2 separate regions of the Mus musculus genome follow, and region 1 is linked to region 2. Evidence: chromatin contacts called from ENCODE Hi-C data. All regions are on one chromosome and are shown on one strand. Each heading gives the region's core, a stretch centred on a gene start or an enhancer-like site at or near the end of the contact. The rest is flanking DNA. Distances are from core to core; before and after follow the strand shown. Region 1 holds the start of Laptm5 (lysosomal-associated protein transmembrane 5). Region 2 holds the start of Fhl3 (four and a half LIM domains 3).

Evidence for each region. Hi-C counts contacts between places; a loop is a spot of excess contacts on that map.
Region 1: a loop to region 2 is called in a map of regulatory T cell, with 12 times the contacts of the local background. The contact joins the promoter of Laptm5 here to the promoter of Fhl3 in region 2. A Hi-C loop is called at or near these places in 2 of 37 maps with a recorded cell type or tissue (T-helper 17 cell and regulatory T cell).

The regions. Positions count from the first base shown.
Region 1 is chr4:130,910,690-130,914,880 of GRCm38, reverse strand. It overlaps Laptm5 (lysosomal-associated protein transmembrane 5), which reads right to left and starts at 1,565. Exons shown (of 8, transcript NM_010686.4): 1 at 1,447-1,565. The coding sequence starts at 1,533. Gm38599 (a long non-coding RNA gene) reads left to right here and starts at 989. Exons shown (of 5, transcript XR_001784452.2): 1 at 989-1,106.
Region 2 is chr4:124,697,554-124,701,956 of GRCm38, reverse strand. It overlaps Fhl3 (four and a half LIM domains 3), which reads right to left and starts at 1,258. Exons shown (of 6, transcript NM_010213.3): 1 at 1,106-1,258.

The sequences.
Region 1 (4,191 bases), core at 316-2,815, 6.2 Mb before region 2:
TCTGGCAGAGCTGGCATAAGGACCCTTGTCACGTCCTTCCCAGAATGGTGTGCTATCTCAGCAATGACAATCTGAAAGAATTGATGCCGAGACAGAGTGCCACCGCCCCTCTCAGCTCCTGTGCTGGCTGAGGCTGTACAGGACAGACTCTGAGTCTCCCCATCCCCCATGCCAGGCCCTAGAACAGTGGTTCTCAACCTATGGGTTGAGACCTTTTTGACAACTCTTTATCTAAAAATATATTTACATTATGATTCATAACAGTAGTAAAATTATGGTTATGAAGTAGCAATGAAAATAATGTTACGGTTGGGGAGGGTGGGGTCACCACAACGTGAGGGACCGTATTTAAGAGTCGCAACATTAGGAAGGTTGAGAACCCCTGCTTTCGGTGGACAGGTGGGTCAAGACACACTCATGGAAAGGCAGGGGACCATGTTGCACATGTCCCTCATGCTTTATAGATATCAACTTCACCCACACAGCCACCCAACACACAGCTCTTATCATCCTCATCTTCTGTTTTGATCTAAAGAAACAGGCTCAGAGAGGTTCAACAAGTCATGTGAGACTGCACAGCAAAGGCTGGGAATGGGGGAGGGGGGCAGGGAGGTGCACACAAGAGCTTCAGGACAGAACTGGTTTGTACCACTGCCTGGTGCCACACGGCCTGTGGCCGGAAGCAGATGTCACCAGGCTCTGCGCAGCAGCCTACGGATTTAGGTTGATTTTGAGGAAGCTCTTCCAGGCCCAGGAGAGCTGTTAGCCACAGGTTCTGTCTGAGTCACTGAAGCCAAGAAATGTTTGGGCCTCAGAGAGCTAAGTGTGGCCAGGGGCAGGGGGTGAGGGGTAAATCCCAGCAGAAGAGAACAGAGACTCCAACTTTAGGCCACTCCAAAGGGAGAGCCTTATCCCTGGTCACTAAGACTGGACCTGGGGTCACACTGTGACAATGACAGCCACTGTGACATGCTGGCTGCCCCCCACCACCCCCAAGCAGTTCCCCAGCCACAAAGCTTAAGCCATCCTTGAAGGGAGAAGGTGGCAGCTTGACTGAGCTGTGAGCTGAGAGGAAGCAGTCGCTGGTTCCCAGTAGAAGTCCAAAGGTAAACCCAGACCCCAGACTAGGAAAGGGCCCAGAAAGCCCTACACCCGGGCCTGTGTGGAGCTTGGCATCCTGGAACAATCCCAACCTGCACTCCTCCCCGTTGCCAGCCTGCCTTTCTCTTTGCACAGCCACAACCAAAAGGGCACTATTCTGTTCAACTCCACAGGGAACTACTAAGGCCCAGAGTAGCACAGGGCTTGTCCAGGGTCCCACAGACAAGTAATAGGTAGCAATCCCCCAGTTGGAAGGTCTCAGTGTGTCCTCACGCACACACACACACACACACACACACACACACACACACACACACCAAACACCCCAGACTCCCCAATACTCACTATGTGGTAAATGGCCAGGGCTATGGTGGCGACTCGGATGTTGAAACAACAGCATGTCTGTCTGACCGGCGCTGCACGGGAGGCCATGGTGCGCAGTCCCCTCTTCGGAGGCTCTGAGTAAGGAGTCTTGGGCCCACAGCAGAACAAAAAAGAGGAAGCCACAGGCTGCCTGCCTCACTTCCGCCTTGCCCTCAGACGGTAGGGGCCAGGTCTGTAAGTCTGGGTTGTAGCAGCTGCAGGGGAGGGAAGGGGGGGGGGGGTCACAGGGAGCCCGACTGAGGCATCTACCACTCCCAGGGGCTCCAATGCTTCACCAGGGCTGGGCTCCGCATTTATATGCACTCTGCTTCCTGGATGCTGAACACCGCCCTAGAAGCCCTTTTCTAGAAAAAGAATCCGATATGGAAATCTGTCCCTAATCAAACAGTAGTTCTAATGGAAGGATTCAAACTCAAATGTGTCTGGTTGTAAAAACAGTAGCTGTCAGTAAACTGCTCCTTCGAGATCCTGTGAAGCTTAGCTCCTTACCTGGGCTGTTCCAGGGAGGGACTGTTGGTTTGGTTTGGTTTGGTTTGGTTTGGTTTGGTCTGGTCTGATTTGGTTTGGTTTGCGGGGGGAGGGGGGGGGCAGGGTTTCTTTGTAGAGCCCTGGCTGTCCTGGAACTCACTCTGTAGAGCAGGCTGGCCTCAAACTTATAGAGATCTGCCTGCTTCTCCCTACCAAGTGTTGGGATTAAAGGCGAATACTGTCACTTCCCAGGAGGAGGTGCTATTCTTATCCCCATTGCACAGATGAAAAAACTGAGGCACAGGATGAAGCCATTTCTCCCTTGCAGTCACCAAGATAGTCTAAAAAGGAGTGGGAACTGGAACGGAGGCCAACTGCCTCTAGAGTAGTAATTCTCAACCTGTGGATCATAACCTGTCCAGGGGTCGGCCGACCCTTTCATGGGAGTCACATATCAGATATTCTGGATATCAGATATTTACATTACAACTCATAGCAGAAGTAAAATTACAGTTATGAGGTAGCAACAAAACATAATTTTATGGGTGGGGATCACCACAGCATGAGGAACTAACTGTGTTAAAGGACCACAGCACCAGGAAGGTTGAGAACCGCTGCCCTAGAGGCCCTCCCTGAAGCTGGGCTTCTCACACATCTCCATCTCCTCCTCACTCTGGGCTCTGAAGAATTGTCACATGGGAAGCCATAGGCATGAGTGTGTACCAGGCCCCTGTAATAGGCTCTTTCTCTTGTGGTCTGTAACCCCTGGAGGAGATCTGGGAGACCCCTGGCCGAACCCGCTTTGCAGGGTCCCTCGAGACAGAAACCTGGGATTGTGCGTTCTTCCCCACTCTCTAAGAAACGTTGGAATTAGTAAGTTTGAGACTCTTCCCTGACTTAAGACTCTTCCCTGATGTCTCAGGGGATAAATGACCCACGCTGCAATAAAGGAAGGGACAAGAAGCCCTTGCTCAGACCTGTGGGAAGCCCCAAGCAGGTGTCCTGTGACACTGTGGAGTTTGGATTGGACACCACAGCATTTTTTGCCCCAGGAGAGATTAGAAACGGCCCCCAGCATACTCATCTTGAAAAGAGTTGTCCTGTCAGGGCAACAAAATCAGGCAGGTTGAGCACTGGGGGGATAGCTTAATCGATAGAGTATTTGCCAAGCAAGCTTGAGGACCTGAGGTCCTGAGTTCAGGTTCCCAGCACACGTGTGCTGGCTTGGTAAGGTGGCCCATCTGCAATCCGGTAGGTGAACTCCGGGTTGAGTGAGAGAACCTGTCTCCAAAACTAATATGGAGAGCCATTGAGAAAGACACTCAGAGTCAACACCTGGCTTACACACACACACACACACACACACACACACACACACACACACAAGCTCCTGGCAGACCTGGTCATCCCTTCAATACTTCATTTGAAAGTCACTTTCTTCTTCAAAAGTCTTGCTGAGCCCTGACATAAAAGGACTCGTAGCCTGGGTTCGAATCCTGACAACTTCCAGCTGGGTAAGGAGAGCAGCAGAGGGACCAGGGTGGATGCCCTGGAGTAGAACTGAGCACTTCTGGGAAACCCCAAGGCCCCTGGGATCTGATGGCTGGAAAGGTGATGGACAGACACAAATCATGACAGACAGCCTGCGGTAATACTACCGTGGTCTGGAGAGCCAGGTGCAGAGCCGGTTCCGAGGAGAGGGATAAGGCATACCTACCCTGTGTGACATCAGTTTAAACAATCTGCAGACAGACAATTTTGCTTTTATAGTGATAAATTTATTTTAATGTGCCTTATAAAAATACATGATAGCCAGCCCATGAATTCTATGACTCCTCCTTGACAAGACCTTATAAAGCTCCAGTTTAAAACAGACACATTAAATTAAAAGGCAGTTGGTGGATTTAAAGGAAATAGTAAGGAGGTCTTGCCTGCATGTAGACATGGCGGCTACAACCCAGCTTGAAATCTCGGGCCCCTGGGAAAGCCCAGCCCCTCCCAGTTGCTGCATTATCTCAAGAACAGAGCTTGGCCTCTCTGAGCTGCTGTTTCCACACTGCAGAGGCTGCGGGGCAGACGAAGTGAGGGGGGGGGGGCGGTCACAGGAAGCATCTGTTGGCTTCCGCTCTGGCAGTCCCGCCCACCCCTTCATCTACACCCTGCTGGAGGGCTGTGAGGAGACAGAGGTGAGATTTGAACCCAAGTCCCCCACAGACACACACACACACACACACACAC
Region 2 (4,403 bases), core at 9-2,508:
ACAGCTGTAACTCAGAGAAGACCCCTCCCCCTTGACAAGAGACTTAGGGGAGAAATTAGAGCCCCCCCCCAACCAGGCACCAATCCCAAACTCTCCACTGCCCCTCTTCCCCACAGGGCCTGGAAGTCAAAGCAGTTTAGGGCGAAGGGAGCAGATCCTGCAGCTGCTCCGAGAACAGGAGAGGGACATTTCATTCACCCCAGAGTCCCCTAGGGCTGAAGCAGAGCGTCCAAGATTTGAGTTTAAAAATAAGTTGGCGCTGTCTTAGTGGCTGTGTGTGTATGGGGCTCTCTCTCTCTCTTCAGCTCAGCTTTACAGCCTCAGGTCCTCTGCCTCCTGGGGGATGGGCTGGCTAAGAGTCAATTTCCCCCTAGCCTTGCCTCCACCCTTTCAAGCCTGGGGCAGCTGTCAGTGAACACACTAGGTGTCTCTCCTCAGCGAACTCTAGCCTCCACTCCGTACCTCTCAGTACCCTTGAGCTTAGTCAGTACCCGTCTTTGTGTTTGGGTGAAGGTGTTCCTGTATCTCTGGAGCTGTGTCCCAGTAGGGCCTCCACTCTGGGGATCTCTATCCCTGTTCATATCCAAGTCTTGGTCTCTCTCGACGTCTCTATGTCTCTGACCTGAGAGTCTCTTTAGGCCTCCGGGAGGCAGATTTAGCGCTAGTCTAACAAGCTCCAGCCTCGGGGCCCTCCAAGGCCCTGGGAAGGGTGCTAGCAATGAGTTCCCTGGGGCCATACATTTGCTTCTTAAAATGCTCCCCAGAACCCGGGTCCCCGCCGTGCCTCGAGAAGTTCATCCGGCCATTCTCTGCCCTCGTTGGAGTGGTCCCGGTAGCCTCCTGGGGCGCGCGTCCTTGTCTGTTCTACCAGGCTCCCTAAGAGCCTCAGTTTCTCCAACCCTGCTGATCTCTGTAGCTTTTCTAGTTCAAACTTGGTCCCCACCCCTTGCAACTCTGGCGGTCCCCGCCCGGCCGGGAGGCGCGGAGCGGTGGGGTCCGTGCAGGCGCGTGGGGTCCCGAATTCGGGATGCCCCAGCAGAAGACAGGGGTGAGGGGCCCAGAGAGCGACCCTGGTCCGAGCGCAGCTGGGGCGGGGGACTCTCACCTCGAAGCGGGCGCGGGAGCTGGGCGCGCGCGGCGTGGGTGGGGCGGGAGCCGATCGCCCGGCGGCTCCTACCTGTGGGCCAGGCGGAGGGGGGCCGAGAGAGCAGCGGCGAGGTAGCCGGCTGCGACTGACTGTGTGGGCGAGTGGGCGCGCGGCCCTAAGCCTCCGAGGAAGTGCTCGGGCCCGCCCCGCCCGGACCCCGCCCCCGGGCCCCCAACCCGCCCGCAAGGGCCAGACCCCGCCCCCTCCTGCCTGCGGCGAGCCCAGCCCAGTCGAACCTGGTGCTCTGACCTCCTCGACCACTCCTTGCTCGCCCCCTGCAGCTTAACCCGCCTCCTGCGCCCTTCGGACCCCGGGGGACGGCTGGAAGCGATCTCAGGCCAGGGGTGCAGAGCTCCTAGGACTAGCTAGAGTCCATCTGGAGACCAGACCTCCCTTCCTCTTTTCCCTCTAGCTCATCCCCAGATGTTACACTAAACCTTAGCTTGGGAAGGAGGCCTTAATCCAGCCGGCTGGAGGCGTGGTTTTGATTCTGCCTTACCAGCGGAGATCAAGGTTTTTTTTTTTTTTCTAGAAACTTGGGCTAAAGAGAGCGAGCCTTTATCCTCCTCAATTTCAAAGGGCTTTATTCTATAAGCGACTGGCGAAAGCACAGGCAACAACCTCCCCATCCTCAACTGTGCCCTGGCACTGAGGTTTCTATAGTGCCCAGGAATAGTTTTGACCTTTGAGGCTCAGGGAGACCCTAATCCTCGGCCTCCCTGGCTTTGGGTTTCTCGAGAGGGTGTGTGAACAGTGCGAGTGGTTGGTGCAGGCAGGGGTGGTTAAGAAGGGAGGGAACTTGTGCAGTTTTTGATCCTCCAGCTTCTACCCTATTCCGGGAAGGGAGGACTAGTGTCTGCCAGGGACACGAGGCCCATCCAGGTCCTTGAGGCCACCCCCCTTGGGATCCTCAGGCTTGTCACTAGGAATAAATAGCCTTGATCTGGAGGGCGGGGTGGGGGTGGGGGAGCTCTGTTGTGCTGTTTGCAAAACAAGAGACAACAAACTAACCCTGGTAATAACCTTTGCGTCTCGGGGATGATTCAGATGTCCAGAGAGGCCCCCCCTAATTCAAGGCTGCATCCAGCCTTGCTAGCATTTTGGGGATTAAGACCCTTCAAGGCTGGTGTGGCGCCTTCCCTTCTGTATCAGGGGTCTGGTTGCTAGGTCCTAAGACAGCCTCTAGGCCAGGTTTTCTTTCAGAGTTAAAGGATTGCTTAAATGTTGTTGATTCTTAAATTGCAAATGCCACGAGGGCAGAGGTTGGGTCGGTTTTTTTTTTTTTTTTTTTTCACTACTGCATTCCCAGTATCTACTCCAGTGTTTGACCTGCAGTAAATGAGGGATGAATGTCACACACTGCTTTCATTTGGACCCCCTGCCACTCCCTGCCAGGCACCTACTATCAGACAGTCTGAGGGTGAGCCCTTCCTCTGGGACTTGTCTCCCAGGTCTAGGGAGCTCTATGTACAGGAATGCAGGAAACACTATCATTCCTGGTTGGAGTAGACAGCGAGAGGGGTCTGTCTGTCCTGACCTGAAGTGGGGACAATGGTGGGAAACTGTACTGTCTAGTTTTGTGTCAACTTGACACAATCTAGAGGTGTTTGTTTGTTTGTAAGGAGGAAACCTCAATTGAGAAATGCTTCCATAAGATCAGGATGTAAGAAAGCCTGTAGGGCATTTTTCTAATTAGTGATTGATGGAGGAAGAGCCAGCCCAGTGCCATGGTGGGTGGTGCCATCCCTGGGCTGGTGGTCCTGGATACCATAAGAAAGCAGACTGAGCAAGCCATGAGGAGCAAGCCAGTAAGCAGCACCCCTCCATGGTCTCCACATCAACTCCTGCCTCAAGGTCCCTGCCCTGTTTGTGTTCTTGTCCTGACATCCTTCAGTGATGCACTATGATGAAGTAGAAGTCAGATAAACCGCTTCCTCTTCAGCTTGCTTTTTGGTCATGGTTTCTTCCCGGCGATAGAAACTATAACTAGGGCAGAGCCTTCAGGAAAGGAAGAGTTGTTAGTGAGCAGTAAAGGTGCTTCATCTTGGGGTCTTTCTTCTTTTTTTTATGACTTGAAGTGCTATTGAAGGCCTTTACCAAGAGCCAAAACTCTGAGCTTCCAGTTTGCACCATTCCCTAAATACTTCACATATATAAACTCATGTAATTATCCAATAAACACATACATATATATATGGTGTATATCTGGGTGGTTTGTGTGTATGTGGGCTCACATGTGCATGCTAGTGCTAGTGTACCTGTGTGCTTGTGTCAGAGGACAACCCTCTGGAGTCAGTTCTCTTTAAAAATGCAATAGGGGTGTGGGGGCTAGAGAGATGGCTTGGTGCATGAGCCTGCTTGCTGTTAGCTTTCTAACACCATGACCAAAAGCAAGTTAGAGAGCCAAGGGCTTATTTCAGCTTACAATTCCACATTGCAGCGGCTCAAGGGAAGTCAGGGCAGGAGCCTGGGCAAAATCCATGGTGGAACATGCTACTTACTGGCTTGTTTCTTATGAGTTCTCAGCCTGTTGTTGTTGTTTGTTGTTATTTGTTGTTGTTTTATAGCACTCACGACCACCAGCCCAGGGGTGGCACCACCCACAGTGAGCAGGGCCCTTCCACATCAACCAACCATCAAAAAATTGTACCATAGGCTTTCCTACATGCCAATCTGGTGGGGGCATTTTCTTAATTGATCTTCCTTCTTCCAAAATTGCTTTAGTTTGTGTCAGGCTGACCTAAAAAGTAGCCAGTGTGTAGCTCCTCCCAGAAGAGCTGAGCTCAGTTCCCAGCAGATAGATCTGGCCCCTCACAGTGCTTGTGACTCCAGCTTCAAGGAATCTGATGCCCTCTTCTGGCCTCCTCAGACAGGAACACAGGTGACATTTACTCACATAAAGACAAACATAAATAAAACACATAAATAAAAATACAATAAATTCTTTAAAAGTGGGGTGTGTGTGTGTGTGTGTGTGTATGTGAATGGATACACAAGTAGGAAATCAGGGGTGTTACTTGTGGGAATGAGTTCTTTCTTCTTACCATGCAGTCCCTGGGGATAGTCAGGCTTGGTGGCGAGTGCTTGTGCCCACTGAGGCATCTTGCTGGCCCTGGAGTCAGCCAAGGGCTTTTACCCACTGAGCTGTCTCACCAGCCTTAAATACACATTTCTAATCTTCTTCTCAAAGGTGAGAAAAATGGTACTTGACTCAGCCATACGGATACTAAATTGGAGTGATACAGAGATTAACACA